Linked DNA regions of Homo sapiens: region 2 is linked to region 1. A link is a loop called in an ENCODE intact Hi-C map of the cell type or tissue named here. Cell type or tissue: HepG2. All regions are shown on one strand. Each heading gives the region's core, and the rest is flanking DNA. Links, peaks and the distances in the headings are about the cores only.

Region 1 (15,559 bases), core at 2,657-10,656:
ACCCGCCTCGGCCTCCCAAAGTGCTAGGAGTACAGGCGTGAGCCACTGCACCCGGCCTTAAATGTCTTTATAGGAACTAGGAACATACAGAATATTACTAATACTGGAGCATTAATTTTTTCAAATAGAATTTGTCTAATTTAAACATATTTAAGATTTAGACCCCAATATATAAAGCAATCATTTAAAACATCACCACTTTAGATAAAAAAAAAAAATACCTAGTTTATTTATTTATTTACTTATTTATTTATTTTTGAGACAGAGTCTTGCTCTGTTGCCCAGACTGGAGTGCAGTGGCATGATCTTGGCTCACCACAACCTCTGTCTCTCGGGTTCAAGCAATTTTCCTGCCTCAGCCTCCCAAGTAGCTGGGACTACAGGCACACACCACCATGCCCGGCTAATTTTTGTATATATATTTTTTCTTTTGGAGACAGAGTGTTGCTCTTTCGCCAGGCTGGAGTGGAGTGGCAGGATCTTGGCTCACTGCAACCTCTGCCTCCCAGGTTCAAGCTATTCTCTTGCCTCAGCCTCCCGAGTAGCTGGGACTACAGGTGCGCAGCACCATGCCCAGCTAATTTTTGTATTTTTAGTAGAGATGGGGTTTCACCATGTTGGCCAGGATGATCTCAATCTCTTGACCTTGTGATCTGCCCACCTCGGCCTCCCAAAGTGTTGGGATTTCAGGCATTAGCCACCACGCCTGGCCAATACCTAGTTTATTTTTAAAGAGACAAGGTCAGCCGGGTGCGGTGGCTCACACCTGTAATCCCAGCACTTTGGGAGGCCCAGGTGGGCGGATCACAAGGTCAGGAGATCGAGGTCATCCTGGCTAACACGGTGAAACCCCGTCTCTACTAAAAATACAAAAAATTAGCCAGGCGTGGTGGCGGGCACCTGTAGTCCCAGCTACTCAGGAGGCTGAGGCAGGAGAATGCCGTGAACCTGAGAGGCAGAGGTTGCAGTGAGTCAAGATTGTGCCACTGCACTCCAGCCTGGGCGATGGAGAGAGACTGCATCTAAAAAAAAAATAATAATAATAAAATAAAAAATAAAGAGATGAGATCTCACAATGTTGCTCAGGCTGTATTTGAACTCCTGGGCCCATGCGATCCTCCTGCCTCGGTCTCCCAAGAAGTTGGGACTATAGGCACACACCACCACACCTGGCCTAGCTGTTTCTTTTTTTTATTTTATTTTTGAGACACAGTGTCTTGCTCTGTCACCCAGGCTGGAGCTGTAGTGACACGATCATAGCTCACTGCATCCTTGAACTCCTAGGCTCAAGTAATCCAACTGCCTTCCAAAGTGCTGGGATTACAGGCATGAGCCACCTTGCCTGGCCTATTTATTCTTTTTTTTTTTTTTTTTTTGAGACAGAGTCTTGCTCTGTTGCCCAGGCTGGAGTGCAGTGGCACAATCTCGGCTCACTGCAAGCTCGGCCTCCTGGGTTCATGCCATTCTGCTGCCTCAGCCTCCCGAGTAGCTGGGACTGCAGGTGCCCGCCACCATGCCCGGCTAATTTTTTTGTATTTTTAGTGGAGAGGGTTTCACCGTGTTAGCCAGGATGGTCTCGATCTCCTGACCTCGTGATTTGCCCGCCTCAGCCTCCCAAAGTGCTGGGATTACAGGTGTGAGCCACCCCACCTGGCCAGCCAATTTATTCTTAATCATTATAATTGTTAAGTCCAACTGACAGGGACATCATAAACACTTTCTAGATTAAATTCGGTCTTCAGATATGTTCTTTTGGATCCTCCGACAATCATTATCACATGACTTTTTATCCCTTGGAAAATGATTTTCTTTTCATAAATCAATTCAAGCTATTGATTAAAATAAGAGCTGAAATTCCAAAAGTAAAAAAAATTTGCATTGTAGCTAGTAAAACAACTAAACGTTCCTACGGAGAAAAATAATCTTATGGATATTTTTCTGTTGCCTCTGGGGGAAAAATACAAAGAAATTTAATGATGCAAGCAATGCTATCAAATAAGATACTTTTCAGTGCTTAAACTGATTGAAACTGAGTCTGGAGATGCAGCTGGCATCATTTCCAAATAAATATGTATTTCTCAGAAAACCCTATTAGATGCTTGACATGCTCTGTCATTTCTGAATAACCTACTACTGAAATCTACACATAGAAAAAATTAATAAACTAATTGTTTCTGCTTTTACTATAGTAGCTGAGTTACAAAGCAGGGGGCTGAATTTGTTTAAGAAACAAAAGATTAAGAGAAACTTTTCTTAATATGATCCCCATGGAGCAAAGCTCCTAAGGATGTTCCAGAAGAAAAACTACGCCCTCTACCAAGACCACCAAAGGTATTAGAATTTGTCAAGAGTTTTAGTGACTGGTGGTAGAACTTAATGTGGAAAGTTAACGGCCTAAATGAAACCATGCCCCACAATCTAACTTACCTGCTTTATATGAAGAACGCACCAAAGGGCCACTTGCAGTATAATGAAATCCAAGTTCATTTCCTACTTTTTCCCAGTATTTGAATTTTTCAGGAGTAATATATTCTTCAACCTAGATTTAAATAATTACTTCTGATCAGATTTTAGAATTCCACTTTGATTCTGCAGAAAGTCTATACCTATGTATGCAGAATGCTCTTCACTGCGTAATTTATCTTGCCCCCACCCCCAGGCTTTTGTCCTCTCCCTCCTCCCTGACTACGTGTTTACTGGTTACTTTTTGGCCACTCTATTGGGATGTAAATACAGGGAATTACAGAGACAGGGAAGCATATCAATTTTGTGCTACAATGGCTATTCCAAAGGACAGAGAAAGAAGAGATTATCTACAGATATTATTTATCTATATTTTTCCTTCGTTAACAGCTAAATTCAAGAATTACTCATGCTTATCTGATTCTTGAGGACAAGACTGTCTTACTCAACTTGTATCTTCTGCTTAGCACTGTGACTGGCACATGGTCACTGCTCAACACAAGCTTCTTGAATGAATGGATAAATGTCCATGATAGAAATAGAAAGAATGGTTTCCCATTCTTTCTTCGCCTCTGGCTCTAACATAACAAAAACAAGTTACACAATAACCAAGTGTAAATGAGTGCCATTTCCCAACTTTTAAATTCTTTTTCTCTAGGTTCACTTGAGTTGTGAAATTTGTGAAGAGAATGGGGGAGGCAGCAAATATGTGCAAACGTAGCTGATTTATGTAGATAATAAAATGAAAACTGGGACTTATAAGAATACAGCTGAGCCTTGAACAACATGGTAACTGCACAGGCCCACTTATACAAGGATTTTCTTCCATTTCTGCCACCCCTGAGACAGCATGACTAACTCCTCCTCTTCTCCCTTGTCCTCATCTACATGAAGATGATGAGGATGAAGACCTTTATGATGGTCCACTTCCACTTAATGACTAGTAAATATATTTTCTTTTCCTTATGATTTTCTTCAAAAAATTTTTTCTCTAGCTGACTTTATCATAAGAATAAGATGTGTATATATGTGTGTGTGTGTGTGTGTGTGTATATGTGTGTGTGTATATACAGATATACACACACACATACGTATATATATAAGTACATGTAACATACAAAATGTGTGTTAATTGACTGTTATTGGTATGGCTTCCGGTCAACAGAAGGCTATTAGTAGTTATGTTTTTTTGGGAGTCAAAAGCTATACATGGGCTGGGCGCAGTGGCTCACACCTGTAATCCCAGCACTTTGGAAGGCTGAGGCGGGTGGATCACCTAAGGTCAGGAGTTCAAGACTAGCCTGGCCAAAATGATGAAACCCCATCTCTATTAAAAATATAAAAAATTGGCTGGGTGCGGTGGCTCACGCCTGTAATCCTAGCGCTTTGGGAGGCCGAAGCGGGTGGATTGCCTGAGCTCTCAGGAGTTCGAGACCAGCCTGGGCAACATGGCAAAATCTTGTCTCTAAAACTACAAAAAAATTAGTCGGGTGTGGTAGTGTGTGCCTGTAATCCCAGCTACTCAGGAGGCTGAAGCATGAAAATCATTTGAACCTGGGAGGTGGAGGTTGCAGTGAGCCGAGATTGCCCCACTGCACTCCAGCCTGGGCGACAGAGCGAGACTCCGTCTCAAAAAAAAAAAAAAAAAAAAAAAAAAATTATATATATGTATATTTTAGCCGGATGTAGTGGCACCCGCCTGTAGTCCCAGCTGCTCAGGAGGGTGAGGCAGGAGAATCACCTGAACCCAGGAAGCAGAGATTACAGTGAGCCGAGATTGTGCCACTACACTCCAGCTCAGGCGACAAGAGCAAAACTCCATCTTTAAAAATAAAAAAAAAAAAAAAAAGCAAATCAAGATACATGTACCTTAAGGTGACGCCTTGTTGGCTGCATATATTGTCCTAAAGTCAAGCAGTCTACATCTGCCTCACGAAGTGCTGTAGGAAGAAAAGCACAAATTACATTAGCAAATACTTTAATTGTAGATCTAAGCATAATTTTCCTAAGGAATATTTAAAAACGGTGTGAACTTTATGACAGTCCATAATCTTCATGTTGGGGAATAAGACAACATCTATTCATTCAAAAGTATTATGTGCCAGGGACTGTGGTAAGGACTGAAAACAATAATAATTAAGACAGTCATGTAGGGCTGATACATACAAGGATAAATACTTCTAATACTATGGAATCAATGCTAAAATAGTAGTGGAGGGTATTTTAGAGTAGGAGTCTGGTAGAAAAGGTATGGGAAATGGTATATGCAAAAACCTCAATGCACCTATATTATAGAGCAAATATGTTGCATTAGGCTTTTACTCAATGCACAAGATATGCTATGGGGGCTGTGATTTAAACTATGACATATCAGAATCTTTCTAATAAACTGTGTGCAATGTGGTAAACAGCAGGTCTTGATTATTATATGAACTTATTACTCTTTGAACCACTAAATAACTACAAGTAGTCCAAGGGTCCTCAGCTAAAATTAAAACTTTGAAATTCCAAAGTTTAAAAAGTCCAAGAATCACAAAGCAAATGGACTTACGGGACTAAAGTTCAGCAAAGTCCAAAGCACACCATGTTATGTGACAATGCTACAAGTAAGCTCTTTCTCAGAGGCCTGGATTAGTCTCATTGATCTATGAACTGTCAGTGCCTGGTACCAGGCTGGCTCTCCAAAAGTGTCCAATGATAGAATGAGAAAAGTGGATGAAATCATGCTTTCAGTGGATGCAAAGGATGGGGAATAAAATGGGATATAAATTTTGTATCCTGAGCGTCATGCATATCACTCCATGAAATTCCAAGAAAATTTATTTCCTTTGCTTTTTTTTTTTTAACTTGTATTTTAGATTTGAGGGTGCATGTGCAAGTTGGTTTCCTTTTCATGCTGCCATCTATAACCATATACTTTTCTTTGTTCTTAGAAGGGCCTTCAAAGTGAGTGGGTTCCTGCTATTACTCAAATTACATGGGAAAGATTTTTCATTTTTCAATTTCTTTACCTTTCATTGTTGCATATACTTGCTCATCATTCTCGCCTAAACCCAACATTATAGATGTTTTAGAAATAACATCAGGCTGAACCTTCTTGGCATGTTTCAGTACACGTAGGGACTGATCAAAATTGGCCCGAGGATCACGAACCTTACTGGAAAACAGCAGGACTGTTGTCAGCAAGAATTACAAGTTCAACCAAGTACATAGTTATGCAAGCAACCTGAAAGACCAGAGAAGTACATTCTGCACATTATCTTAAATCACATAGTTCAAAGGTAGCATTTATGCACAGATGCCTGTTAATTTAGGAAAGAAAAGGCCTCACTGGGCTCCCTAGTTCTATCTCAAGCCTGGGGCAGAGAAAAGTAGAATGGAAGAAATTACTTCAGTTTATGCATTGAGAAACCAGAATTCTGAAGCGAAAAATTAGAAGAGAAAGGAAAAAAAGCAGAAGTAAGAGAGTCTCCATACTGAACAAAGAAAAAAATAAGCTGAACCCACATGTCAGAGGGTTGAAACTTTCAAGTTCATTTCTTTTCTGAAGACTAAGCTGCCCTCTGCTGGTAAGTATACAACACTGCCACATATTAGGTAAAGAAATGCATGATTCTGGAATTTTCACTGGAAAGGATCATGTTTTTAAGTGAAACCAGGGAAACTGGCACCCACTGGTGGTGGTATCATGATGAGGTTGGAACAGGCTGTGTCCTAGACTTCAACAATGGCCAAACCACCATGGCTTAAATGACTTATCCTTTAAGCCAAAAGGCCAGAAAGCTTCTGATGTTAAACTGGATTTCATTTCAATTCTAATGCAGCTTTATTTTCTGTAATTGTTTTTCATTGGAGACTAGTTAACAGGAAAGAGAAGAAACAAATTTATGAACTTAAAAGTAACTGAAACTGACATTATAGAAATCACTTTTTAACAGAATTTCTCCACTGAAATTAAGTTATGGTCTCTACTGTTTATGATTTAGTGAAAATGGTGGTTATTGTTTACTGTAACTTCTTTCAGGCTCTATGACACAGATCATATGTAGAAGCTAATAAAATCACTGCTAAATGCTAAAATTAAAGAAAAAAATGATATTACTCTTGCCCGAAGCTTAAAATGTTCATTTTTCTAAAATTTGAATGGATGTGGATAACAATCCTTACTTTTTTTCTTACATCAGTGTTACTTGCCAATGATTAGTCTTAATTACTGAAATTATTAGGAATAAGAAAGCATAGTGTCTACTTTTTTTAAAAAGTACATCTGAATGATATGAGTTTTTTTCTTTTTTTTTTTTTTTGAGACAAAGTTTTGCTGTCGCCCAGGATGGAGTACCATGGCACTATCTCGGCTCACCGCAACCTTCGCCTCCCGGGTTCAAGCAATTCTCCTGCCTCAGCCTCCAGAGTAGCTGGAATTACAGGTCTGCACCTAGCTAAAATTTTTTGTATATTTAGTAGAGATGGGGTTTCATCATGTTGGCCAGACTGGTCTTGAACTCCCAACCTCAGGTAATCCGCCCGCCTCGGCCTCCCAAAGTGCTAGGATTATAGGCGTGAGCCACGAGTTTTTCTTCTGCATCATTTATTACACATATTAGTGCTGAATATATATATATAAATATATATGAATATATATAATATAAAAAAATATATATATATATATATATTTTTTTTTTCCTTTCTCTTTCTAGATGGAGTTTCGCTCTTTTTGCCCAAGCTGGAGTGCAATGGCGCAATCTCACCTCACTGCAACCTCCGCCTCCCGAGTTCAAGTGATTCTTCTCCTGCTTCAGCCTACCGAGTAGCTGGGATTACAGGCATGTGCCACCACGCCTGGCTATCTTGTATTTTTAGTAGAGACGGGGTTTCTCCATGTTGGTCAGGCTGGTCTCGAACTCCCAACCTCAGGTAATCTGCCTGCCTCTGCCTCCCAAAGTGCTGAGATTACAGGCGTGAGCCACAGCATCCAGCCAAATATATTTTTGAAGTCTTTTCTTTAGAATTACAACCAAAGCAATTGCTCTAGTGTAATTTTTTCCCTCCTTTGAAAACTTTATTTGTGGGGAGGGGGAAACAAACAACTTATTGAAATTTGCAGTATGATATTATTTTAAAACAAAAGAAAAAAGATGTTAATTATTTGTGGGTATTAAAACACACACAGTAACTTAGTAATATGAGTTACTAACATCTTAATGTTTGTAATATAAAAATTAAGTATATTATAAATATAAAAATACAAATATGTAGTATAAATATAGTGTTTATAATATAAACACTAAGGTGTTAGTAACTGATATTGCTGGGTGGAAATACTATTATGGGTGATATTTATGCTGATTTTGTTGGTGATATTTTCTGATTTTTATGTAAGAGACATAGATTGAGTTTGCCTAAAAAACAAAAAAGAATAGAGTTTACTTTGTAAAAGTCAATGGCAAAGTTCAGCCCTGGAAAAGGCAAGAATATATGGCATATTTTGACCCGCCTAACTTCCCAACATTACTTTGTACACGTATTCACCTCTGTAATTCCGGGACTGTTTCTACATTATGTGCATACACATCTAATCCTGACAGAGCAACTTTTTCTATTGCTTTGAGATCACCTCGAAAATCAGGAGTAAGACACTCCACAAGGATTTTTGGATTCCTAAGGGGAAAAGAGAGAATTATCAAACAGAGAGAAAGAACTGACATACCTGTTCCTCAAAATAGAAATTATCAGTAATCGTTCAGTATGCTTCAACACAGTAACCTTTAGAACTTTGTCAAGAAAAGTATGAACATACAGATGTTCATACATGAACCATTATTAAAAAAAAAAAAGCAGACCGTTAAATACTATGTACACAGTGGTTAAAACACACCTGTAGGCAAACTGAATAAAATTTCAAATTATATATAGTAGACTTTTAAACCTAATTTAAGTAGGTTTTAGAAAAAGTAAATAATTGCAAGAAACTAAAATATGAAATATTAAAACATTAAATATAAAACTTTACTCATTGGAAAGTAAATTGAAGTATTTCTTATATAAATGTGAGTATTATTTGATTGCTTTAATTTTGATTTCTTTAAAAAGTCATCAAATCATGCTCTCCTCCCTTCCTCTAGGCAAATATTTCACAAGTGCTACGGGTTTTAAAAACTATTTTCTGGGTTGCTGAGTCATGAGCTTTGTTAAACGAAGTACGAGCTAAACATTAATCTTCCTATTTATATTGTGGCTATATCTATTCATCCAAGTATTATAATGTGAACTGGGTCACAGAGCTGTTCCCTTTGACACCAGCAAAAACGACTGAAACAGCTGACACATTTTTTCACAAACCCACTGGCAAAGTGTCTGGAGTTGTTCCCTGAAAGAACAGATGTAGAAAAGACCACATGTACACCCTTATCATGAATATAAGAGATATTCAAAGAACATATCCTATAATTTTTTTTTTTTAAATAAAAACAGGGTCTTGCTCTGTTGCCCAGTGCATCATAGCTCACTGTAACTTTAAACTCCTGGGCTCACGCAATCCTTCTGCCTCAGCCTCCCAAGCAGGTAGGACTATGGGCACATGCTACCACATCCAGCTATTTTTTTTTTTTAATTTATTTTTTGTAGAGACAGCATCTCCCTATGTTGCCCAGGCTGGTCTTGAACGCCTGTCCTCAAGCAATCTTCCTGCTTTGGCCTCCCAAAGTGCTAGAACTACAGGCGTGAACCACTGTGCTTGGTTCTATTGCTTTTTTAAACTGAAAGCTGAGACCCACTGAAGCTTGTAAAATAAACCTAGTGGATTGCAAACAGATTTTTCAAAAATGAACTATAGTAAATAGAAAATAGAAAATACTAGGGAATCATTTAAAAAATTTACTAAGTGCGCTTAGGTGCCAAACTAGTACTGAGCTGTAGAAAATTAGAATAATCTCAGCACTTTGGGAGGGCGAGGCAGGAGTATTGGTTGAGGTCAGGAGTTTGAGACCAGCCTGGGGAACATAGCAAGATTCCGTCTCTAAAAAAAAATGTAAAAACATTAGCCAAGCGTGGTAGTGTACCTGTAGTCCCAGCTACTTGGGAGGCTGAGGCAGAAGGATTGCTTGAGCCCAGAAGTTTGAGGCTGCAGTGAGCTATGATCATCAGGCCGCTGCACTCCAGCCTAGATGACAAAGCAAGACTGTCTCTTAAAAGAAAAAACAAAACAAACCCAAAAAAACAGGCCGGGCGTGATGGCTCAGGCCTGTAATCCCGCACTTTGGTAGGCTCAGGTGGGTGGATCAATTGAGGTCAGGAGTTTGAGACCATCCTGGCCAACATGGTCAAACCCTATCTCTACTAAAAGTACAAAAATTAGCTGAGCTTGGTGGCGTGGGCCTCTAATCCCAGCTACTCGGGAGGCTGAGGCAGGATAAATGCTTGAACTGGGAGGCAGAGGTTGCAGTGAGATGGTGCCATGCACTCTAGCCTGGGCAAAAGAGCGAGACTCCATCTCAAAAAAAAAAAAAAATCATTACTAAGAAGACCAGGTTTATACTTTTTAAAGAAAATTATTCAAAGTTTAGACTAATGCTCTAATATGAGGGAGGGATTCTATGGGCTAAAGGTCTATGGGTAAGTTCATGTCACTGAGCCCCTAAAATTCTCTGCAAATATGTATCTGTACATACAAATATGCTTTTTCCAAAGAAATGTGTACATAATTTCCAGTGAATTATCAGAAAACTATGAAACTCCTCAAAAAGTGAATAATCCCTGTTTCAAGGTAATGAACTTAAACTTAACTCATATGGGTCCAAAAAGGTCCTTAAATTACACAAATGCAAAAATAAGTACCTTTCCTTTAAATATGATACGGTCTTTGCAATGTGTTCAGCTCCCCCATCAGGCATATCTAGAAACAAAAGAATCCACTGCTCAGGATGATGTCATCATTTAGAGCCAGTTTCTGGTAGAGGCCATGATGACACACTAACCATCTCGATCCACAGATGTCAGGACAACATAATCCAGACCCCATTCTGCAATTGCCTTTGCAGTATTGTAGGGCTCACTGGCATCCAGTGGAGGAGGATTTCTTGCAGTCTTAACAGAACAAAATCTGCAACCTCTTGTACATGTGTCACCCATCAACTAGAATAGAAATGTTACAATTTAAATGAAATAGACAGATGACCCTTAAGGACATAATGTTGAGAGAATAAAGCAAGTTGCAAAGAATGCATACAGTTTGGTTCTGTTTATAAGAAATTTGAAACATTCAAAACTAAATGATAGTCAAGGAACATAAATATATGTGATAAAACTAAAAAGGGAAATAATAAACTCAGCAATAAGAATAGTGTTCAGGGGAAAGGGGATGGGATCAGGAAAGGACGCAAAATTTAAATTTAAAAACAAAGCAGGGTGCAGTGGCTTGCTCCTGTAATCCCAGCTACTCTGGAAGCTGAGGTGAGAGGATTGTTAAGAGTCTGAGACCAGCATGGGCAACACGGTGAGACCCTGTCTCTAAAAATTAGCTAGTGTAGTGGCATGTACCTGTAGCCTCAGGTATTTAGGGAGGCTGAGATAGGAGGATTACTTGAGCCTAGGAGTTCGAGGCTGCAGTGAGCTATGACTGTGCCACTGCACTCCAGCCTGGGTGACAGAGTGAGACCCCCATTTCTTAAAACAAAATAGAAACACAACTGAAAAATGGGATTCTAATATACAGTTTAGGGGGTACAGAGGGGTATTCAAAGATAATGCTAACGTTTTAATCTCAAACTGGAGGTATGAGGGTGTCTGTTGTGTTATTCTTTATAACTTACACAGTTTATAAGATACTTTTTTTTTTTTTTTTTGAAACAGGGTCTTGCTCTGTAGTCTAGGCTGGGACGCAGTGGCATGATCATGTCTTACTGCAGCCTCAACCTGTTGGGCTCAAGTGATCCTCCCACCTCAGCCTCCTCAGAAGTTGGGTATACAGGCAAGTGCCACCATGCCCAGCTAATTTTTAAAAACTTTTTTTTTGTATGGACAAGGTTTTACCATGTTGCCCAGCTGGTCTTGAACTCCTGGGTTCAAATGATCTGCCTGCCTTGGCCTCCCAAAATGCTGAGCTTACAGGCATGAGCCACTGCACCCGGCCTATGAAGATACTTTTATATCTATTCAATAATAAAAAAAGATGATTTTAAAAGACATAAAATATATGACAGATCAATGTACAGGTCTCTATGGATGTAAAAACAGAAAGCACAGCTCCTTCTTGTTGAATATGTTAAACAGAAAACACATAAAAAGCTAAGCAATCATGAATAATGTTTCCAAACATTGATAGGAGAGGTATCTCAAGGCAGCACGTGATTAACTATCACATAAATGAAAGAACCAATAATAGATTTATTCAGAGAAGGGTGAGATTACAACAGGTTGGATTATTCCATCAGGTTTTTTCTTAATATTTTTCATAAATGCAAATGTAATGAAAAATCTGACCAGAGATTCATAATGCACATTTTTAGGAGGAAGACACAAAATAGTCCCTTTCAGTTTCTAGACTAAAGCCATAGAGGTTGAGGCTGGCCCTACCATGATCGTGGCTGTGGCGGTGGCATATTCTCCACCTCCCCAACACTCTCCAATATTGGGACATCGAGCTTCCTCACATACCTGTATGCAAAAGGAAATGGAACACCATTAGGTTGACAATATCCACCAACTAAACAGTTGGTGACTGTGATTAGACATTTTAAACTTCTCATTGTTTACAACATATTTTTGAAGACATTCACTATTCAAAAATGCTGTTAAGACCAAGTGCGCTGGCTCATGCCTGTAATTCCAGCACTTTGGGAAGCTGAGGCAGGAGGATTGCTTGAGCCCAGGAGTCTGGAACCAGTCTGGGCAACATAGTGAAATCCTGCCTCTACAAAAAATCAAAGTTAGTCAGGCGTGGTAATGTGCACCTATACTCCCAGCTACTCAGAAGGCTGAGGAGAGAGGATCACTTGAGCCTGGGAGGTCAAGGCAATTGTACCACAGCACTCCAGCATAGACAACAGAGCAATGCCCTGTCTTCAAAAAAAAAAAAAAAAGGCTGTTAAACTGCCCAACTCTATATTAAGATTAGAGTGTAGTGAGCATGTCCTATAGAGGTGTACTCCCTTACATAATTATGTAAGAATGGACAGACTTGAATTTTTATTTTTTAAGATGGAGTCTCACTGTCGTCCAGGCTGGAGTGCAGTGGTGCCATCTCAGCTCACTGCAATCTCCACCTCCCAAGCTCAAGTGATTCTCCAGCCTCAGACTTCCAAGTAGCTGGGACTACAGGCTCACGCCACCACGCCCAGCTAATTTTTTTTGTATTTTATTAGAGACGGGGTTTCACCATGTTGGCCAGGCTGGTCTTGAACTCCTGACCTCAGGTGATCCTCCCACCTCGGCCTTCCGAAGTACTGGAATTATAGGTGTGAGCCACCGCACCTGGCCAAAATCCAATTTTTAAATTAAAAACTTTACGAATGTATATACTTCATATGTGCAAATAAAAAAGTCTGAAAGATTATATACTGAAGAGTTAAAGGTAAAGGAGTATGGTTTATATATGGCATTGCGTATGTGACATACCTTCATATTTAATTTTATATTCTTTCCAACAAATCATATATCTAATTTGCAATATAAAACAAACAAAGCCTTGTTTCCAAACTCGTAGGGCAAAAAATCTCTTTGTTTGCCGGAAAAATGATTCTAAATATATTTCCATTCCTGGTAGTAATGTATCACTTAACATATTTACTTTCTTTGCTATTATTTATATATTTATTAATAATTTTTAAGTTATATAAACGTAGAAACATGGCTTTTGGTGAAGAGGGATAGTTTACACTTTGACAACTTACTGTATGGAGATTTAAATTCCGCAAAGTATTTTTCAGTTTATTGTAATTTTTCCCCATGGGAATCTCTGTCTTTAGCCATGGAGGTAGTCTTAACCTAAGGAAAGCCAAACATAACTATCTATTAACAAATATGCTGCCAAATAATTACACAGCTTTGAAGTTAATTTCTTCTATTACAATTCCTAGTTAATAATTTTTTCTATAACCTTAGAATAACTCTTATAATTTCTGTCATAGGAGTAAGAACACAGAATCAAATTTAGCCTTGCTCAAACCACTTTAGAAAACACCAATAATGGCCGGATGTGGTGGCTCATGCCTGTAATCCCAGCACTTTGGGAGGCCGAGGTGGGCGGATCACAAGGTCAGGAGTTCGAGACTAGTTTGGCCAATATGGTGAAGCCCTGTCTCTACTAAAAATACAAAAATTAGCCGGGCGTGGTGGCAGGCGCCTGTAGTCCCAGCTACTTGGGAGGCTTAGGCAGAAGAATCCCTTGAACCCAGGAGGCGGAGCTTGCAGTGAGCCAAGATTGTGCCACTGCACTCCAACCTGGGTGACAGAGCAAGACTGTCTCAAGAACAAACAAACAAAAAGAAAACACCAATAATGGAGTGTAACAGGGCGCTATACTCACGTCTACCTTTTTTGCAAAGGCAGAGTTACACTATTCTAATAAGAGAATGAGCAAGTTTTCAAATATCTCATCCCTCATGAATGATACTGCCAAAAAGTACTCTACTTGTTTAGACTGAGGAAAGATCACAACTGTGCACTGTCTGCTCTACATTCTAGATTTTATAGTGGTTACTCAATGGAAAAAAGATCTAAAATTTGGACTGGAGACTGTGTATCCTTGGTTCTCCATGACTTCCATCCACTTGTGATATAGAAGGAGCAGGATTAAGTTATCTTTCAACTCAATCTACCTTCTACATAAAATTCCATCATTCTTTTAAATTAAGGCAAGGTATCCATAGGTCACATGTAAATTGACTAGGAGAAGCACAAGTTAGATCATCAACAGCTACTAACCCAGATCTAACAGACTAGTAGCAAAGCAGTAATCTTTACTCTGAAGAAGTTGGATGCTGGGTAGAAAATGGGGAGATGGCAGTGTAACATAGTAAGGGCAAGAGAAAAGAGAAAGATTCCAAAAATTTCATCTGCTTACTTGTTCTATCTAGTTCTGTTATCACATCTTTCTAATGATTTTTAGCTAAATTTAACAAGTCTGATATTAAAAACAGATTCTAGGGCTTGGTTATATCTGAAAATAATGCACAATAAAGGAACGGGACGTTAAAATTATCTCAAATTTTCAATTACCTTTCTCCTTTCTGGCGTTTTAGGTTTCCTTTATATTCATCCCAGGTGCTCCTGTCTGCAAGATCACCAGATACAAAATCTTGAAGGTCTGGTCCATTCTGTAGGAGTTCCTTTTTTTTATCTGGCAAGGAGCTTAACGGTCTGACTGGGCTGCAAAAATATCTCCCAAATACCTAAAGAAAGAGTTAATTATGACGTTTATTTAGTGGAGTCCGTAATAATTTAGTTTTAACCCATCATAACACCTAAACGGAAGGGTAAAGCCAAAAAAGTGATTCAGAAATTATGTCAAACTAGGAGCTCTAGTATTCTAGGGCATTAGAATATAAAAGATGACTGAAGGAACCAAACCTAAAAGAGAGTAAGAGTTGACTGTTTACTACTGAGTTTAGAATAGATTTGGAAATCTGTTTTTTTTTTTTTTTTTTTGAGACGGAGTCTTGCTCTGTTGCCCAGGCTGGAGTGCAGTGGCGCAATCTTGGCTCACCGCAAGCTCCGCCTCCCGGGTTCACGCCATTCTCCTGCCTCAGCCTCCTGAGTAGCTGGGACTACAGGCGCCCGCCACCACGCCCGGCTAATTTTTTTGTATTTTTAGTAGAGACAGGGTTTCACCATGTTAGCCAGGATGGTCTCGATCTCCTGACCTCAGGTGATCCACCTGCCTCGGCCTCCCAAAGTGCTGGGATTACAGGCGTAAGCCACCGCACCCGGCCCGAAAATCTCTGGAACTAACATATATCACACTTTCATGTACTCCACCTACCAGGAACTAGATGTTTGTCTTTCAACAAGATTGAACTGCAATAACTGAAGAAGGTGCCACAGTTTAAAACTGTTCTGGTCCTGACTTGAATCAGGGGCGTTTAAAGTGAAGTGTGCAATA
Region 2 (15,559 bases), core at 5,157-13,156, 90 kb before region 1:
CAATGTTGTTAAAACACAGACCAAAGAGTAAATGGTGGAGAAATATATACATGTATATGTTCTTTTTTTTTTTTTTGAGAAGGAGTCTTGCTCTGTTGCCCAGGCTGGAGTGTAGTGGCACAATCTTGGCTCACTGCAACTTCCGCCTCCCAGGCTCAAGCTATTCTCCTGCCTCAGCCTCCCAAGTAGCCAGGATTACAGGAATGCACTACCACACCTGGCTAATTTTTTGTATTTTTAGTAGAGATAGGGTTTCGCCATGTTGGCCAGGCTGATCTCAAACTCCTGACCTCAAGTGATCCACCCACCTCCGCCTCCCAAAGTGCTGGGATTACAGGCGTGAGCTACCGCGCCCGGCCTGTATGTTCTTATTTATACAATCTATTTGGGCTTTAACATTTGGCACTGAATATGGTTTGGGGTGTTTTTGTTTGTTTTTTGTTTTGTTTTGAGACAGGGTCTCACTTTGTCACCCAGGCTTGAGTGCAGTGGAGCAAACAGGGCTCACTGAATCTTGACCTTCCAGGCTCAGTAATCCTCCCACTTCAGCCTCCTGAGTAGCTGGGACTACAGGAGCATACAACCATGCCCAGCTAATTTTTTTTTTCCTTTCTTTTGAGACGGAGTCTTGCTCTTGTTGCCCAAGCTGGAGTGCAATGGCATGATCTCAGCTCACTGCAACCTCCACCTCCCAGGTTCAAGCGATTCTCCTGCCTCAGCCTCCTGAGTAGCTGGGATTATAGGCGCCTGCCACCACACCCGGCTAATTTTTGTATTTTTAGTAGAGATGGGGTTTCGCCATGTTGGCCAGGCTGGTCTCGAACTCCTGACCTCGTGATCCGCCCACCTCAACCTCCCAAAGTGCTGGGATTACAGGTGTGAGCCACCATGCCCGGCCTAATTTTTGTATTTTTTGTAGAGACAGGGTTTTGCATGTTGCCCAGGCTGGTCTCGAACTCCTGAGCTCAAGCAGTCCACCTGCCTTGGCCTCCCAAAGTGCAGGGATTACAGGCATGAGCTGCCACACCTGGCCCATTTTGAGTACTTAGCATACAATTCTTAGCCTTCTGCTTCTTCCTGATAAAGTTGTAATCTGAGAAATTATCTAGTTTCAGCCTTTAATAACTAAATCTTCTCCATATTTCCCATGTCACATTTTTTTCCTATTGTCACATTGCGGCTTCCTTTTTTTTTTTTTTTTTTTTTTTTTTCTTTTTTTGAGATGGAGTTTTGCTCTGTCGCCCAGGCTGGAGTGCAATGGCGCAATCTCGGCTTACTACAACCTCCACCTCCTGGACTCAAGCAGTTCTCCTGCCTCAGCCTCCCAAGTAGCTGGGATTACAAGCGTGTACCAGCATCCCCAGCTAATTTTTGTTTTTTGTTTTTTTTGAGATGGAGTCTCACACTGTCACCAGGCTGGAGTGTAGTGGTACAATCTCAGCTCACTGCAACCTCCACCTCGCAGGTTCAAGCGATTCTCCTGCCTCAGCCTCCCGAGTAGCTGGGACTACAGGTGCACGCCACCACGCCTGGCTAATTTTTGTACTTTTAGTAGAGACAGGGTTTCACCATGTTGGCCAAAATGGTCTCGATCTCTTGACCTCATGATCCGCCTGCCATGGCCTCCCAAAGTGCTGGGATTATAGGCGTGAGCCACCACGCCTGGCCTAATTTTTGTATTTTTAGTAGAGACAGGGTTTCTGTATGTTGCCGAGGCTGGTCTTGAACTCCTGACCTCAGGTGATCCACCCACCTCAGCCTCCCAAAGTGCTGGGATTACAGGCATGAGCCATTGTGCCTGGCTGCATTGCGGCTATCTGCTGTCTTCTTTCTCGGTGCGTCTGTCTGTCCTCCAGACCTCTTAACTTTTATCCTTGGAATGCTCCAGGACTTAGCCCCTGGATTATTTCCTTTTCTAGACATTCACTCACTTGGTGATCTCATCTGGTCTCATGACTCATTACTTGTATGCTGATGACTGTCTTTTGGGCATTTCCACTGGGATGTCTAACAAGGCACCTCAAATTCAACATCTTCAGAATTTCTGCTTCTCTTGAGATCCTTCCTATAACAGTTAATGGCAGTTCTATCCTTCTGAGACTCATCCTTGGCTTCCCTTTTTCTCACACTGTCCAGTCATCTATCAGCAAGCACTATCTTGAAGATACATCCAAAATTCTACCACTTCTCACTATCCCACTGCCTCCTCCCTGTTCTAGGCCATCATCATCTCGTATGTTAATAGATTATTGCAACAGGTTCTTAACTGTCTGTATTAGTCAGTCTTCACACTGCTAATTTAAGACATACCCAAGACAGGGCAATTTACGAAAGAAAAGGGTTTATTGGACTTACAATTCCACATGTCTGGGGAGGCCTCACAATCATGGCGGAAGGTGAAAGGCATGTCTTACATGGTGGCAGTCAAGAGAAGAGAGCTTGTGCAGGGAAACTCCCCTTTTTAAAACCATGAGATCTCGTGAGACTTGTTTACTATCATGAGAAGAGCGCAGGAAAGGCCCGCCCCCCATAATTCAATCACCTCCCACCAGGTTCCTCCCATGACATATGGGAATTGTGGGAGTTACAATTCAAGATGAAATTTGGGATGGGACACAGCCAAACCATATCACTGTGTTTCTGTTTCTCGTTTTTCAAAACACAACAGATGGAGTGGTTCTGTCAAAATGAGAGTCAGATATCATCTGCATTTTGCTCAGAACTCTTCAGTGGTGTCTGGGCACAGTGGATCACACTTGTAATCCCATTTTAGGAGGCCAAAGCAGGCAGATCACTTGGGCTCAGGAGTTCAAGACCAGCATAGGCAACATGTTGAAATCCTGTCTCTACAAAAAATATAAAACTTAGCTAGGCGTGGTGGCCTGTGCCTATGCCCCAGCTACTCTGGATGCTGAGTTAGGAGATCACTTGAGCCTGGGAGGTTGAGGCTGCAGTGACTGTAATTGAGCCACTGCACTCCAACCTGGGTGACAGAGTGAGACCCTGTCCAAAAAAAAGAAAAGCCCTCTTCAGTGGTTTTCTATTTAATATGTAATAGAAGCTTATTATGACCTATAAGGCCAACATGATCTGAATCCTGTTACTCTTTTGATTTAATCTTTTTCTTTTCTTTTCTGGAGACAAAGTCTTACTCTGTTGCCCAGGCTGGAGTAAAGTGGTGCAATCATGGCTTGCTGCAACCTCAACCCCTTGGGCTCAAGCAATCCTCCCACCTCAGCCTCCTGATTAGCTGGGACCACAGGTGTGTGCCACCACACTTGGCTGATTTTGTTTGTTTTTTATTTTGTAGAGATAGGACCTCATTATGTTGCCAAGGCTGGTCTTGAACTCCTGGCCTCAAGTGATTCTCCCACCTCAGCTTCCCAAAGTGCTGGGATTACAGGCGTGAGCCACCACACCCAGCTTAATCTTTTTCTTATATCCCACCTCACTATACCACCAATCCCAGGTCACTTCACTTCAGCCACATTGGCCTCCATGAACATCCCACAGGCTCCTGAATCAGGAGTTCTCGCTGTTCCTTGTGCCTGAAATGTGCTTCTTTCGGATAATCTCACAACTGACAGCCTCACTTTCTTTACATTTTCACTCCAGAGTGCCTTCTTAGTGAGGCTTCCCTTAGCCCCCTGCTTAAAAGTCATGTATTTCATTTTTAATAGAATCCTTTAAACAAAAGAGAGGATGCTTTCCATTCAGGTTATCTTTATCTAAAAAACGCTAATCTGAAATAACACTATGGGGCACCCTCGCAGAACACAATATGAAAGTATAGGTTGAATATCCCTTATTTGAAATGCTTGGAGCCAGAAGTGTATTCAGTTTCAGATTTTTTCAGATTCATTTACCAGTTGACCATCCCTAACCTGAAAATGTGAAATGTTCCGATAAGCATTTCTTTTGAGCATGATGTCAGCTCTCAAAAAGTTTTGGATTTTGGAGGATTCTAGATTTTTAGAGTAGGAATACTCAGCCTGTAGGAGAATAACAGATCTACATTAGGGAATGATAGAGATCACCCTTGACTCAGCTTGAAAACTGGTAGCTGTGCTTAGGATAATGTAATTACTGTATAGGACCAAAAACTACAGGGTTAGAGCATACCGGTGTATTGTCCACTTTCACTGCTGTTCTGTTTTTGCTTTCCCCAGCGGAAACCTATATAAGTTTATACAAATAATCTTCTGAGGATGGGCCAGCTCTTAGAGCCTCTGTCTCTACCTTTTCATCCTCTTGGTATCCAGCTAAGTTAACAGCTTCATTGTGAATATTCCATTTGGCATTTTATTTGTGAGGCAGGGGAATTGCTTGAAACTGGGAGGCGGAGGTTGCAGTGAGCCAAGATGGTGCCACTGCACTCCAGCCTGGTGACAGAGCAAGACTCCGTCTCAAAATAATAATAATAGAAGAAGAAGAAGAAGAGGAAGAGAAGGGGAAGAAGAAGAGGAGGAGGAGGAAGAGGAGAAAGAAAAAAGAAAAAGAAACTTGAGGCTCAGGGATTATATACCTAAGAGGTGGTACAGTCAAACAGCTATGAGATGGTCTCAGTTCTTAAAAAGTTAATTAGGAGAGACGGGAAACCATTCCTTCAAACTAGAAATGCTATACTAGTCCAGAGAAGGCAGAGGAAAAAGTGGGTGGAGGAAATGGAGATTTTTATGGAAGAGGGATGTAGGTTATAGGTGAATAAATGGAGTTAGTTGTAAGAACATGCCAGACAGGGAAATAACGAGTACCCCAGGAAGACTGAATTTGCATAGTTGGCAAATGCTGCCAGACAAGTTCGCATTCAACTGTTGCATCAGATTCATTTGGAAAGCTTTTAAAAAATATTGTTGGCTCCTGATCCCACCCCGAAGCTGCTCCTGAATCAGATGGTCTTAGGCAGTGCCTTAGAATCTGTGGTGTTGATACTGTCACAGGCTATTCTGATGCATAGCCAGGCCAGGGAATCCTTGGCTAGAGAAAGAAGAGGGGCCGGGGGCGGTGGCTCATGCCTGTAATCCCATCACTTTGGGAGGCTGAGGTGAGTGGATCACCTGAGATCAGGAGTTCGAGACCAGCCTGGTCAACATGGTGAAACCCAGTCTCTACTAAAAATACAAAAAATTAGCCGGGTGTGGAGGCGAGCACCTGTAATCCCAGCTACTTGGGAGGCTGAGGCATGAGAATCACTTGAACCCGGGAGGCAGAGGTTGCAGTGAACAGAGATTGTGCCATTGCACTCCAGCCTGGCCAGCAAGAGTGAAACTCCGTCTCAAAAAAAATAAAAAAAAGAAGAGGTATGGGGGTGACTAGAGCAGAGGATGCATTTTCTGAGAAGTGGTAAGAGGTAAGATTAGATGAGTAAGGCCCAATCATATGAGGAAAGGCTGAGCTAAAGAACTTAGAGTTGCTGGGCACAGTAGCTCATGCTTATAATCCTAGCACTTTGCGAGGCTTAGGTGGGTGGGTTGCTTGAGCTCAGGAGTTAGGGACAAGCCTTGGCAACATGGCAAAACACCGTCTCTACTAAAAATACAAAAATTAGGGTCAGGTGGGGTCGCTCATGCCTGTAATTCCAGAACTTTGGGAGGCCAAGGTGGGCAGATCACTTGAGCTCAGGAATTCGAGATCAGCCTGGGCAACATAGTGAGACCCTGTCTCTAAAAAATAAAAAAAGTTTTAAAAATATAAAAAAATTAATTGGGCATGGCAGCATGCGCCTACAATTTCAGCTACTCAGGAGGCTAAGGTGAGAGGATCACTTGAGCCTGGGAGGCAAAGGTTGCAGTGAGCTGTGATTGTGCCACTGCACTCCAGCCTGGGAGACAGAGTGAGACACTGACTCAATAAAAACAGAAAAACCCCAGAGTTGAAACAGTAGGCAGTGGAAACTGAGTTACCACATTGATCAGCAGAGATGTGTTAAGAGCAGAGGGGATTTTTTGTTTGTTTGTTTGTTTGTTTGTTTGGGGGTTGAGACAGGGTCTGTCTCTGCCACCCTGGCTGGAGTGCAGTTGTGTGATTACAATTCACTGCAGCCTTGACCACCTGGGCTTAAGTGATCCTCCCACCTCAGCCTCCCGAGTAGCTGGGATTACAGGCCTGCACCACCACACTCAGCTAATTTTTTAATTTTTTTTGTAGAGACAGGGGTCTCACTATGTTGCCCAGGCTGGTCTCAAACGCCTGGGCTCCAGGGATCCTCCTGCCTCGGCCTCCTAGAGTGCTGAGATCACAGCCATGAGCCACTGTATCCAGCCAAGAACAGTTTTAAGCAGACTTTTCTGGCAGCAGTAAGCAAGAAGGAAAAGCTGCAATAGGAACCAAGCTAGGAGATAGTTAAGGGAACTACGAGTCATATTACTATTGTGAGATTCTAAAAAAGAAGTGGACATTACTATTTGGTTGTTGTTGTTGTTGAGATGGAGTCTCACTATGTTGCCCAGGCTGGAGTGCAGTGGCACGATCTCGGCTCACTGCGACCTGTCTTCCGGGTTCGAGCAATTTTTCCGCTACAACCCCCCAAGTAGCTGGGATTACAGGTGTGCACCACCATGCTTGGCTAATTTTTGTATTTTTAGTAGAGATGGGCTTTGGTAGAGATGGCCAACACCATGTTGGCCAGGCTGGTGTTGAATTCCAGACCTCAGGTGATGCACCTGCCTTACCTTCCCAAAGTGCTGGGACTACAGGTGTGAGCCACCGTGCCCGGCGTGAGATTCTAAAAAAGAATCAGGGATCCTTTGTCTAGAAATAAGAATTAGTAAACTTGGAATCTGAGGTTTAACTCTCTTAAGCTTCAGAATTTTTTACTTGCAAAGAATATTAAAAAGTCATGGCTGGGCATGACTACTGACTGACACCTGTAATCTCAGCTCTTTGGGAAACCAAGGCAGGAGGATTGCATGAGGCCAGAAGTTCAGCACCAGCCATTTTGCCCAGGCTGGTCTTGAGCTCCTGAGCTCAAGGGATCTTCCTGCCTTGGCCTCCCAAAGTGCTGGGATTACAGGCATGAGCCCCATCAGGTCTGGCCTTAACTATTATTTAAAATAAAAATAATAGTATAGGTTGAATATCCCTAATCTGAAAATTTGAAGTGCTCCAAAATCTGAAACTTATTCAGTGCTGACATGATGCTCAAAGGAAATGCTCATTGGAACATTTCAGATTTTGGATTTTAGGATTAGGGCTGCTGAACCAATAAGTATATTGCATATATCCCCAAATCTGAAAAAATCCGAATTCTGAAACACTTGTATTCCCAAGCATTTCACACAGGGAAACTCAACATGTATTTGCTTTTAAAAAAAAAGAAAAAAAAATCACTCTGGAAACAATATAGAGCACAGGGGAAGCAGGAGTAGATATAGGGAGATCCCTTAAGAGGCCACTGCAATAGACCAGATAAGAGGTTATGGTAGCTTGAGCAGGTGGGGACATGGAGCTAAAAGTGGGCAGATACAAGTGATATTTAGGAGGAAAAATTGCAAGAAACTTCATGATGGATTAAATACAGGGCTGTTGAGAAAGAAAAAAGGTGTTTTCTTAGGTTCTGCCCTGGGCAACTGGATGAACAGAGATCCAGTTTGGTAGTTGGGGTGGAAGGGGGTAGGGCGGGGGAGATGCTCATGATTTTTGTTTGGAATACTAAAGTACTGAATATGTTAAGTGGAAGGTGGGATTTCTGCATTTTGTTTTGTTTTGTTTGAGACGGGGTCTTGCTCTGTCGCCAGGCTGGAGTGCAGTGGCGCGATCTCAGCTCACTGCAACCTCTGCTTCACGGGTGATCTCTTGACCTCGTGCTTCCTGGATTTCTGCATTTTTAAGAAGTTTTCAGTTGACTCTGATATATACCATAGTTTAAGAACTATTGATGTTGGCTGATTGCGGTGGCTCATGCCTGTAATCCCAGCATTTTCGGAGGCCAAGGCAGATGGATCACCTGAGGTCAGGAGTTTGAGAACAGCCTGGCCAACATGGTGAAATCCCAGCTCTACTACAAATAAAACCCAGGAGGCAGAGGTTGTAGTGAGCGGAGATCGCGCCACTGCACTCCAGCCTGGTGACAGAACGAGATTCCATCTCAAAAAAAAAAAAAAAAGAAAAGAAAAGAACTGTTGATATAAAGAAAAAGAGAATTATTGATGAAGGAGTGTCCAACTGTTAGACAATGGTAGTGACACAGAAGACAATGGAAGAAAGTGTTTGTTTTTGTTTTTGTTTATGTTTTGAGACAGTGTCTGGCTCTGTTGCCCAGGCTGGAGTGCAGTGGTGCAATTACAGCTCACTGCAACCTCCACCTCCTGGGCTCAAGCCATCCTCCCACCTCAGCCTCCTGAGTAGCTGGGACCGCAGGCACACACCACCACACCCGGCTATTTTTTTTTTTTAATTTTTTGTAGATACGGGTTTTTGTCATGTTGCCCAGGCTGGTCTCAAACTCCTGAGTTCAAGGGATCTGCCCGCCTTGGCCTCTCAAAGTGCTGGGATTACAGACATGAGCTGCCACGCCCGGCCTGTTTAGCTGTTTCTAGGGAAGTGACTGGGTTTGGAACAGAGGCTACATTCCTATCCATCCTGCTCTTAGGCCAGCTCAGCTCTTTTTAATATATATTTTGTACTAATTTGTTTGCCATAAGACTTCGTTGCAGCAGGGCCAGCGCAACTCTTAACTTGACTTTGTCCGCTTTTATCACTAGCCTTTTGGCCTCAGCAGTGCCACCAATTCCTTCCCTTTTGTGGAATTGAGCCCTGGACCCACTGACCCAATGCAGTGTATCAGATTAGTTTCAACATCTTATCTGGATTTCTTTTACTTTTTCCTGAGGCAAGGAGATCAAAACCAAACAGCTGTGGTCTTGACAAGCTGTTTTAGTAATCACCTAGGGATACTACATTTTCCTCTAGAAATCTAATCTATAATTTTTATTTCTTTTTCTTTTCCTTTCTTTTCTTTTTTTTTTTTGACAGGGTCTTGCTCACTCGCCCAGGCTGGAGTGCAGTGGTGTAATCTGAGCTCACTACAACCTCTGCCTTCTGGGTTCAAGCAATTCTCGTGCCTCAGCCTCCTGGGTAGCTGGGACTACAGGCTCACGCCACCCCACCCAGCTAATTTTCGTAGAGATGTTGCAGTCTCACCAATGCACCTTCATATATTGGTTTCTCTTGTGAGGTATCACCCTGAGTTCTTTGTCTCGCCTCTAAAATGATTAAGGAGCATGGTCACAAGGGTGAAGTTGGAGCGAAAATGTAATAAGCAAAAGGAGAAAGCTCTCTGCAGAGAGGGGAGTCCAAGTGGATAGCTTGGTTACAGCTGAATGCAAAATGCTTTTATAAGAAACTGCAGCCAGGCGCGGTGGCTCATGCCTGTAATCCCAGCACTTTGGGAGGCCGAAGCAGGCAGATCACGAGGTCAGGAGTTTGAGACCAGCCTGGCCAACATGGTGAAACCCCATCTCTACTAAAGATACAAAAAGTTAGCCAGGCATGGTGGCATGTGCCTGTAATCCCAGCTACAGGGGAGACTGAGACAGGAGAATTGCTTGAACCCGGGAGGTGGAGGTTGCAGTGAGCTGACATGCCATTGTATTCCAGCTTGGACGACAGGGCAAGACTCTGTCTCAAAAAAACAAACAAAAAAAAGAAACTGCTCTCCTCCTTGTAACTGATTGAGTAATTTTTCTTTTTCGAAAAGCTGTCTGTGCAACTCCCTTTTTCCAGCTGTGGGATTGTTTCTAAGCACAAAGCACAGCTTCTCTTCTTTGTATAACTGGGTTTTTTTAGGTAAGCCCACTCCGCCCTATGCAAGTTCCCACGGAGCCCACTGTGTATATGCCTGAAAAGGGGAGGAAACTTTTTCCTGGGAGCTCACTGATTGTACAAAGAACAAAAAGGCTTGTTTGCTTTACTGGCTGCTTATCTGTCCAGGCTTATCTGTGCAGCTGCAGCAGCTGTGATTTTTCAGGCAAGCACTTCTAGGGGCCCAGCCTTAACTGTTTACCTAATGGATTTTTCCTTTTCTTCTCCCTCAGAGATGGGGTTTCACCATATCGCCCAGGCTGGTCTCGAATTCCTGAGCTCAAGCAATCCACCCATCTTGGCCTTCCAAAGTGCTGGGATTACAGGCGTGAGCCAGTGCACCTGGCCATTTTTATTTCTGAAAATTGAGTTCTCTAATATACTTCAATAAAAAATCTACGTTTCATTTATTAGAAATTTGTTAACCTCATATCATGGGTCAGGCACTGTGCTAGGCACTTGTTATTTCAAATTAAATAAGACGTGGCTATGTCAAGGAACCAGGAAAAACTGATGCCTGTATACGCACATACATCCCTGTCTAGCATTTTTCTCTTGATAAATAGAAAAAATTGATAGAAGAGAAAAATTGATAAAATTTTAAAATATCTAGATCTGAATTCAACTCCTTTGTGTGAAAAAGAAGGTCAAATTAATCTCTTTGGTTGAGACTGTAATTCAAGGGGTCTTTTAATGTATATATTACGCAGCCCAGATGTCCCCTTTCTTTTTCATGATGCCTCTGTAATTAAGAAGCAGATTTTTCCCCCCAAAGGAGAGTGTTTTTTCTGTGGTCTTAACTTGGATTCATATGGATTCGTGGCTTTGTGGGTTCTTAAACCTTCCACAATTATATACAAAATTGTGGAATTTGGTATACATGAGTGCTTTTCATATTTATTTTTAATCCAGAATGGATCAAAAAGAACAATCATGAAGGATGTAGGTGCCAGACACAGGGCAGAAGGTAGCTAGAAAAGTAGATCTTAGGGAAGTTAGGGCCCCTAGCCTCATTAATCTACAAACATGGCATGGCCGGCTTGCCTTGCAAGACCTCAGTTGAAGACCCCATGAATTCTTAAAATGGAAAGAGTTCTTAATTTTTATCAAATTCTCAAATGATTCTGTTACCCCAAAATATTAAGAATTATTATACTATTAAAAAATGTGTTAGAGACTAGTCCAGGCAACATAGTGAGACGTCGTCACTACTAAAAATTTTAAAAAAAATTAGGGGTGTGGGGCAGGACACAGTGGCTCACACCTGTAATCCCAGCCCTTTGGGAGGCCAAGGCAGGTGGATCACCTGAGGTCAGGAGTTCGAGACCAGCCTGGCCAACATGGTGAAACCCCGTCTCAACTAGAAATACAAAAATTAGCTGGGCATGGTGGCGCATGCCTGTAATCCCAGCTACTCAGGAGGCTGAGGCAGAATTGCTTGAACTTGGGAGGCAGAGGTTGCAGTGAGCCAACATTGTCCCACTGCACTCTGGCCTTGGCAACAGAGTGAGACTCCATCTCAAAAAAAAAAAAAAAAATTGTTAGAGACCAGCCCAGGCAACATAGTGTCTCTACTAAAAATAAAAATTAAAAATTAGGTGCATGGGGCATGGTGGCACACACCTGTAGTCCCAGCTACTCAGGAGGCTGAGGTGAGAGGATCCCATGAACATAGAAGGTTAAGGCTGTAGTGAGCTATGGTTGTGCCACCGCACTCCAGCCTGTTTGATAGAGCAAGACCCTGTCTCAAAAAACAAAAACAACAAAAACTTACTAAGTTTTGGTTTATGACTATTTAACATCATTTACTTTTTAGATGTTCTCACTGGGGGAAAGGGAAATTGAAGATATAATATGTACTTTTGTAATTTATCAATACAATTTTTATATTAATACAGTAATTGAAACTGACATTTAAACATTAGAATTTGTTTTTACTTTTAACAATATTGTGAGCATGCTACATTTTTTGTTTGTCTTTAGTACCGGGACCCTCTGGTGATAATGGCATCAGTGTTACAATGATCTTGGTAGCCTGGATGGTTATTGCATTGATCTTGTTCTTACTGAGACCTCCTAATCTAAGAGGATCCAGCCTACCTGGAAAGCCAACCAGTCCTCATAATGTAAGTGTTGCAGATTTTAAATGCTTTTTGGGTAAGGGAATGTATGTGGCCTGGGGCAGGGAAGGACTTGGTTTTGACTAAAACACCTAAATTAGTTAAATTATATTTAACTCATAGAGTATTCTACCTATGTAGTTCTATTAAATATTGCAATTCCAAGATTTAATTGACAGCTTAATCTTTATGGAGTTAAATGCAGAAAGAAGCACAGACCAGAAGCCCAAAATTAATTTGAAAATGAATTCCAATCCTTTTTTTTTTTTTTCAGACAGGGTCTTGCTGTGCCGCCCAGGCTGGACTGCACTGGTGCGATCTTAGCTCACTGAAGCCTCCACCTCCTAGGCTCCCACCTCAGCCTCCCAAGTAGTTGGGACCACAGGCATGCACTAGCACACCTGGCTAGTTTTTTGTATTTTTTTGTAGAGATGGGGTTTTGCCAGGTTGCCCAGGCTTGAATTCTAATCTTTACTCACATGAGAAGCATCAAAAATAATCCATTTCATAATCCACAGCAATATTGCTCAAGTCTCAATCCTCCACTACCCAGTTCTGTCCACCTCACAGTTGATCCCTTGCCTCTCATGCTTCCAGCCCCTAAACTCTTAGTAGCTTTAGTTGAAATGTTTGACCCCCTTCTGTCCTAGCTATTCAGTAGAGACACTGAGCCTGTCTTATTTTATTTTCCTCATTTTCCCATCCTATTTCTCTCAAACCCATTTTCCATTTCTGTACCACAGTAAATCAGCTGAGCTGGCAAAAGGAGAGGTCGGAATCATTCATGTTGATAAATCTTGATAGTCATGATTACAACCATTTTTAGAACCTTCTAAATTAAAACTATGATAAAGTGACCCAATAGGGAGTTTTCAGGACTATCTTTAAGAGAACCTCTGTTGGCCAGGCACTGTGGCTCACGCCTGCAATCCCAGCACTTTGGGAGGCCAAGGGGGGCGGATCACCTGAGCTCCGGTGTTCAAGACCACCCTGGGCAACATGGTGAAACCCTGTCTCTACTAAAATACAAAAAATTAGCCAGACATGGTGGCATGCGCCTGTAGTCTCAGCTACTCAGGAGGCCGAGGCATGAGAATCGTTTGAGCTCAGGAGGCAGAGGTTGCAGTGAGCCAAGATCACACCACCACACTCCAGCTTGGGCTACAGAGTGAGACTATGTCTCAAAAAAAAAAAGAACCTCTGTTAAAGGATTCCTTTTAATCCTTTTCAGAACCAGTATTTATGTTTTTTTTTTAACACTGAATTTGAATATTATCTCTTTAAAAATATTTCCATGAGGCCGGGCGCGGTGGCTCATGCCTGTAATTCCAGCACTTTGGGAGGCCAAGATGGGCGGATCACCTGAGGTCAGGAGTTCGAGACCAGCCTGGCCAACATGGTGAAACCCTGTCTCTAGTAAAAATACAAAAATTAGCTGGGCCTGGTGGTGGGCACCTGTAATCCCAGCTACTCGGGAGGCTGAGGCAAGAGAATTGCTTGAACCCAGGAGATGGAGGTTGCAGTGAGCCAAGATCGTGCCATTGCACTCCAGGCTAGGCGGTGAGAGTGAAACTTCGTCTCAAAAAAAAAAAAAAAAAAAAAATTCCATGAATTTGCCAGTTACCTCTATTTAGCCATTCTACAAATGTATACATATTTCAAAACATGTTGTATATGACAAATATATACAATTTTTATTTGTCAATTTAAATAAATGTTAAAATTTATAATTAAAAAACTATAAGGTAATAGAGCATCAAAAAAAAAAAAAAAAAAAAAGGAAAATTTCCATGATAGATTTGCTTGTTTTTGTTGTTTTTTTTTTTGAGATGGAGTCTCACTCTGTCCTCCAGGCTGAAGTGCATTGGTACAATCTCAGCTCACTGCAGCCTCTGCCTCCCAGGTTCAAGTGATTCTCCTGCCTCCACCTACCGAGTAGCTGGGATTACAGGTGCACGCCACCACATCTGGCTAATTTTTGGATTTTTAGTAGAGATGGGGTTTCACCATGTTGGCCAGGCTGGTCTCAAATTCCTGACCTCAAGTGATGTGCCTGCCTCGGCCTCCCGAAGTACTGGCATTACAGATGTGTGTCACCACACCTGGCTAATTTTTGTATTTTTAGTAGATACAGGGTTTCGCCACGTTGGCCAGGCTGGTCTTGAACTCCTAACCTCAGGTGCTGTGCCTGCATTTGCCTCCCAAAGTGCTGGTATTACAGGCATGAGCCACCATGCCCGGCCAGATTCACTTGTATACCAAATTATCCCACTAATTCTCTTTTCCAACCTTTACCTTGTGGAATTCCTAAAATAATTGTTTCTTTTCTCCAGTGTTGTGGTGTTGATATCAGAAGTTCAGTTAGACTCATTTTTTATATAAGAGAAAGCAAATGTGCAGTGTTAATTGGTCAATGTTTTGCTTTGTTTTTTAAGGAATAGAACATTTAGATATGTAGCATAGAAAGAAAAAAAATCAAAACGAAAAACATACACAAAAAAGATACGTAGCATGCTAACTTTAAGAAAGAAGGCATTATAGACCAGGCGCGGTGGCTCTCACCTGTAATCCCAGCACTTTGGGAGGCTGAGGCGGGCGGATCACCTGAGGTCAGGAGTTCAAGACCAGCCTAGCCAACATAACCAAACTCCGTCTCTATTAAAAGTACAAAAATTAGCCAGGCATGGTGGCGCGTGCCTGTAATCCCAGCTACTTGTGAGGCTGAGGCAGGAGAATTGCTTGAACCCAGAAGGTGGAGGTTGCAGTGAGCTGAGATGGCGCCATTGCACTCCAGCCTGGGCAACAAGAGCGAGACTCCATCTCAAAAAAAAAAAAAAACCGGCATTATTAGCACTATATAAAAAGCCTTACATTTATTTTTATTTTTTCTTGGAGAAGAGAGTATTTATAAAACAGCTTGCATATTGTCTTGATAAAGTGTTTATTCCTTAGCCTTCTTTCTTACTTTCTTTGTATAGCTTTGTTACTTTCATATCAAAGAGTAAATTCCTCAATGTTTGGAGCTAAAGAAATAGAACTCTTAATAACCTGACTTAGAAATCATTACAGTGGGCTGGGCACGGTGGCTTACACCTGTAATCCCAGCACTTTGGGAGGCTGAGGCAGGTGGATCATTTGAGGTCAGGAGTTGGAGACCAGCTTGACCAACATGGTGAAACCCTGTCTCTACTAAAAATACAAAAAAATTAACCAGGTGTGGTGGCACATGCTTGTAATCCCAGCTACTCGGGAGGCTGAGGCAGGCGAATCACTTGAACCCGGGAGGCGGAGTTTGCAGTGAGCCGAGATCTCACCACTGTACTCCAGCCTGGGCGACAGAGTGAGACTCTGTCTCAAGGAAAAAAAAAAAAAAACTATTAAAATGACAGAAATGCAAGATTACCCTCTCCTGGACCTTAATTCATTGTAGGCCAGTGTTTCTAGGAATAGTAGTTCCACTATCTTAGGAATAAGTAAGAAAATGTGTTGAGACTAATTCCAAGGAGAAATATTGATCACCCCCAACTCGGGCGTCATGTATCATTTCAGGGTAAATAAATAAAATCTTGAGAATCTTAAAAACTCTGATCTTTCCTTTACAGTTCACTTGCTTTCTATTGCAAGTTAACAAAAGTCAA

What was found. A loop is a pair of places that touch in the nucleus more often than their neighbours do. Peaks named below come from ENCODE experiments on the same cell type or tissue, not always from the same donor. Only the 100,000 strongest peaks of a DNase experiment are listed, where the experiment ranks them.
Region 2: it touches region 1 in a loop (15-fold over the local background); 2 of 110 quality-filtered maps call a loop at or near these places.

The regions. Positions count from the first base shown.
Region 1 is chr4:39,460,080-39,475,638 of GRCh38, reverse strand. It overlaps LIAS (lipoic acid synthetase), which reads right to left. Exons shown (of 11, transcript NM_006859.4): 2 at 14,677-14,849; 3 at 13,350-13,443; 4 at 12,034-12,114; 5 at 10,437-10,593; 6 at 10,297-10,354; 7 at 7,993-8,121; 8 at 5,475-5,620; 9 at 4,333-4,403; 10 at 2,428-2,539. Among named protein-coding and RNA genes, the nearest start is that of LIAS, 8.8 kb to the right of the region's middle. In HepG2, for the core only: a CTCF peak has its summit at 6,078; DNase peaks (open chromatin) are centred at 5,068, 6,078, 7,978, 10,377 and 1 weaker place; H3K4me3 peaks cover 365 bases.
Region 2 is chr4:39,552,796-39,568,354 of GRCh38, reverse strand. SMIM14 (small integral membrane protein 14) reads left to right here. Exons shown (of 5, transcript NM_174921.3): 4 at 11,785-11,927. The region is part of intron 2 of UGDH-AS1 (UGDH antisense RNA 1); the gene reads right to left. Among named protein-coding and RNA genes, the nearest start is that of UGDH-AS1, 33 kb to the right of the region's middle. In HepG2, for the core only: no CTCF peak of the experiment used is centred there; a DNase peak (open chromatin) is centred at 9,934; H3K4me3 peaks cover 396 bases.